2 separate regions of the Homo sapiens genome follow, and region 2 is linked to region 1. Evidence: read pairs that join two places in POLR2A ChIA-PET (ENCODE). Cell type or tissue: endothelial cell of umbilical vein. All regions are shown on one strand.

Region 1 (2,500 bases):
CAAAAACAGGCTATTTGGTCTATAACTTCTCCAGGGTTTTGGTTTTTCCTCCAAAATATTTTTGACCACTATTTAAAATTGCATTTAATTATTTATATTTCATTATATTTGATTGGCTGAAGGATCCTGTTACTGAACTGCTATCTGGAGCCACAATTTCCACTAGAAATGAGCAATTATTAAGATTACCCTGCTAAATTTTGATCTATCTAAATCCTTCCAGCATTCTAGGCTTCTAAGAGAACTTTTGTCACTCTGGTTTCAACTGTCTTTGGAAATACCAAGCTAAGTGAATACTTTATCAGTTGTTTTTTTCTTTATGTAGTGCTTTATGCATGATGCTTTCTAGCTCAGGACTATGATTGCAGCAGGAGATAACAACAGTCCAAGATTTCTCTCTGACTCAATATTCTAAGTTGTAAGACATTATCTCACAAAACAGATTCAGAGCTATTTCTTGATACCCTTTCTGTAATGGACCTTGGGACCTTATTAAACTTAGTTTTTCTTCTTGGATATGTACCTTCTGCATCCACACATAAAACCATTTTTTTTTTTTTTGCTTGCCTAGGTACCTGAGTTTCCAGTCAGTTCCCATGTACTGAGTTACTTAAGTGAAAATGATAATCTTCAATAAAAGGCAACTTCTTATCTGTGGTTCACTCATCATCAGAAAGCATGATTGTATGGTTGCTAATTTTTTTCTCACTGCTTTGAATGTATTTGTATATTAAATTACCACTTTCACTCTTGTATGTGCTATCAGAAATTGTCTTTTTCTTGGTAAAAAAAAAAAAACTTGGTTAAAGTTATATAATTTATTTCCATTCTGTAAGAAAAACCTTGATTTAACAATTGGTTTGCCTTAAATGTATAAAGTAATATAAAGTTCCTGTGCCTTAAAGAATTTTTGAAATAAGCATGAAACTGGTTTCCCTTTGTCTGCCAGATTATTAAGCCCTTGAGACATAATTAGGAAGACTAAGGATCCAAGTAGTAAAGGAACTGTTAATGCTTAGCTAACTAATAAGGGCTTTTTTTTTTTTTTCCAGAGAGTTTCAAGGAAGAAAATTCTGGTGATTACTATAAAAAAAAAGTCATCAAAAAATTTAAATTTCTTCTTTAGGAGAATGACTCAATATGCTCACCATAGCGTTCCCTACTGTGGAATACTGTGCAGTATTTAAATTTGTGTAAAGGCACTATAATTTTAAATTTCTTCCCCCACAGCCCTGTATCTCCAAAGGAACATTCGTAAGCATTTGGTTGGAAATAGGCACTGGAATAAAATTATAAGATTCTGGAAGGTGAAGAGTCCATATGAACCATAAGTTTTGTATAATCAGCCATTTTGACTTAAGTCATCTCTTTTTTCATCATCATCAACACCATCCATTATTATAAGCGATTATCATAGAATTTATTATATATACATGCATGTGTGTTTGTATGTATATGTATATATGTTTATGTGTGTGTGTGTAAAATAAAGGGGCTGGAAATACAAAGAGTCCATAAAAGTTTATCATTTGTTTTGTTTAGGGATGCTAAGACAGATATTATTGACAGTTTAAACATAACGGACAATAAAAAGAGCATATTTTAGCTGCAAAATGAGAAATCAACCCAAGCATTGATGGTGTTCTGACCTATATGAGACTGATATGAAGGAGTCAGGGAGTGATTGGCATAGTGGTTCATAAATGATACCTCAAACAATAAAAAAAAACTTTCAGAGGTGGTGAGAATGAAAATGTATTTTAGGGGCCGGGTGCGGTGGCTCACGCCTGTAATCCCAGCACTTTGGGAGGCCAAGGCGGGTGGATCACCAGAGGTTGGGCTTCGAGACCAGCCTGACCAAGATGGAGAAACCCTGTCTCTACTAAAAATACAAAATTAGCCGGACGCAGTGGTGCATGCCTGTAGTCCCAGCTACTCGGGAGGCTAAGGCAGGAGAAACGCTTGAACCCAGGAGGCAGAGTTTGCAGTGAGCGGTGATTGTGCCATTGCTCTCCAGCCTGGGCAACAAGAGCAAAATTCCGTCTCAAAAAATAAAAAAAATAAAAAGAAAATGTATTTTAAGTAGATGATATGAAAGGAATAAAGGATTGGTGGGAGGATGGCATATCCTCTGTTCAGAGGAGGTCTGATATGTCCTGAATTTTTGGACTCAAATAATTTTAAAGTCTCACATCAATCAACTATTGAATGACAGTTAATACTTTTCATCTAAGGATAATGAATATGCCATTCCTTAGGAGAAAAACAATTTTTAAATTCAAGTGTCTTACAAGCTTTGTAAATATGTATCTCTTGACCTTGGTTTCTTTTTTGCCAAAATGTGAAGATTTCAACAGATGGTCACTCTGGTTGCTTCTCGGCAGGCACTTTTAAAGAGAGATATTGTTCCGGGTTTTGTTTCTGCATTCTCACATTTGGGGTTGAATTTGTCCTTTGAAAAACATGTATTTTAGAAAATGAAAATTTTAGAAAAGTTTAG
Region 2 (2,500 bases), 140 kb before region 1:
TGAGACGTTCATTCTAAGATATCATAGAAAATTGTCAATGGCAGGTGCTGTGAAGTTGCTGGAGATAAATGATATATACAGTGAAACAATGAGAGCGGCGCAATACCTTACATTCTGAAAGAATATTTTAAGCTTCAGATTTCATTCATACCAAAAGATACTTTTTAATACTTGCTATCTCCTGTTTAAGGATCTAATTGTGCACAACAGTTATGCATAGTTCCATCTCTCCATGAGCTTATAGTTTAATGCAGTCCATACATAATTATAGAAAGAGACATGATGCAGACACGAAATTCCAAACATATTTCTGGCGTTTTCTTACGGGCAAATTGGACCTTAAATTTTTTTGCAACATTTAAAGCAATAATTTTCACCATCTTGATCTTTATTTCTTTTGATCTGCTAACTAAAGAGAAAGTAGATAATACAGGAGTAGATAATGTATGAAGGCATGGAGTAGATGGGAAATCTCTGTATCTTCCTCTCAATTTTGCGGTGAACCTAAAACTGCTCTAAAAAAAAAAAAAGTCTTTAATAAAAAAGAGAGAAAATAGAAAAAAAATCCATCGCATTCAGCTAACACATTGTTGCTGTACAAAAATTCCCGCACAGCAAGATGACTCGTAAACTGAAGGCAGGCAGAATGTGTAGGAACTGTATTAGGCTTGTAGACTCCAATATATACACCCTTGTACAAACCACATTTCAGCACAAAGAATTCAATAATCTGACACTTCTCTGGTGAAGTGCGTTATTCTGCTGCAGAGTAAATTGCTGTGGCCAAATTTTTCAGTAGGATCCAATTCTCTATAATAACCCAGCAAGGTCACACCTCAAATGAAGCAGTGACCTACCCGAATGTCCCCTCATAACTGTCGAGGGATTCCAAGGAAGCAGGACGTCTCCCTAACCTGTCTGCTGGGATCCTTGAGATTGAGTTATAAGAAAGGAGGCTGTGTCTGTTGAACTCCACCTGACATTGTTCTTTATCATTGTTTCCTTAGCTTCTGAATTTTTGTTCCAGGGATAGATTATAAATAGGATGAACAGTGCCTAGAGTAGGCCCCGTGACTCATATAAGCCATAATTACACTGGCCATGAGACTATTTCCGGAACAGACTTCAGGCCTATAATTCAGAGAATAACATTTGTTTTAAAATATGGCTCCAGATACTTTTTTGGCTTTGTCCTAGAAATGTTGAGGGTAACAGAAAAGATGACTTTGTTAAGTACCTATAACTTCTTAATATCTGTGTGTGTGCGTGTGTGTGTGTATTTACACATTGAAATAGCTGTTATGTTCGAGCTAAATGCCAAACTGATAGACTAAGAATACCTTTAAAACGCATTATAGTTTCCTTTTCTGTGCCTTTATTTTTAGGGATAAATGAAGGTTTTTAAAAAGGGAGTTTACTGCAACCATAAAGCAGCCCTATGCCAACTGTTGCAGAAAAGGCCCTTCTGACTCAGAAACACTAATGCATGGAGAAACTTGCTTTATTCTGGTGAAAGCAGGGTTCAAAAACCTCATCCACTTCATTTGCTTTGCTGAAATAAGCCAAGTCTCCCTGGTGCCTCATGCCTCAAATTCCTTCTTGAAAACACCTGTTCTTCTCACGGAATTTGGGGCTTTCTCAGTGACAATTTGAAGGATTTTTTTAAACCAAAAAATTAGCAGAGAAAACCCAGAGAGAAGTAATGGGCATCACTTTACACATCATGAAAAATGCTTAAAGAAAGTAAAAATAATATTGCAATACATTTCCTCCAAAATGATACTTTAATGCCTAGAATTGTTTTAGAAAAATATTTAGTTTTTGCATAATGTTTATGGATTAAATGATGATAAAAGTTTGATGGAATTATACCAAATTTTCTTTAAAAGTTGAAGCCTATCTATGAATGAAATATGAAATTTTTCTTATTAGACCACCTGTTCATGTGGCATATTTTTTCCTTAACACTTTTGTCATGGTTGTACTTATGTTAATTTTAAGTATTAATCCATAAGATAGTATGAGCTACTTCTTGGCTATTTTCTAATATATATTTTATATATAAATTAATCTCAAATTTTCTCCACTTGATTCATTTGATGGTTCTCTCAACAGATCAGCTCTAAGTTGAATTCCTGAAGTTTGACCCTTTTAAAAGCTGACATATTGTGCAACAATCTTTCACAGCCCAAATACTTTGAGTGCATTATTGAGATCTTTAGATTAACTGAGAAGGTAACTTGTCTTGTATTCAATCTGTGAATGATTGATCTACTCACACTTAATTTTAAACAGTAAATGTATTCCGTGCCTAAAGTGAATTTTCCTTTCCATTGAATGCTGAATTGATACAAAGTAAATTCTAGAAAAATATGAAATATGCATGTGTGTACGAGAATAAATTCTTCATATTTCCACCTTAGATATTCTCAAATGTTCACTTTACCTATAGTAGGATTTATCGATTGACAAATACACAGGCTCATTCAACAGTGTAATT

What was found. ChIA-PET counts read pairs that join two places held together with the same protein. Peaks named below come from ENCODE experiments on the same cell type or tissue, not always from the same donor. Only the 100,000 strongest peaks of a DNase experiment are listed, where the experiment ranks them.
Region 2: POLR2A ChIA-PET joins it to region 1 with 6 read pairs; 2 of 35 experiments call an interaction of 5 or more read pairs at or near these places.

What each region holds. Positions count from the first base shown.
Region 1 is chr4:31,207,776-31,210,275 of GRCh38, forward strand. The region is part of intron 4 of LINC02497 (long intergenic non-protein coding RNA 2497); the gene reads left to right. Among named protein-coding and RNA genes, the nearest start is that of LINC02497, 38 kb to the left of the region's middle. In endothelial cell of umbilical vein, no CTCF peak of the experiment used is centred here; no DNase peak of the experiment used is centred here.
Region 2 is chr4:31,067,787-31,070,286 of GRCh38, forward strand. All of the region lies in intron 2 of PCDH7 (protocadherin 7), which reads left to right. Among named protein-coding and RNA genes, the nearest start is that of LINC02497, 100 kb to the right of the region's middle. In endothelial cell of umbilical vein, no CTCF peak of the experiment used is centred here; a DNase peak (open chromatin) is centred at 1,055; H3K27ac peaks cover 900 bases.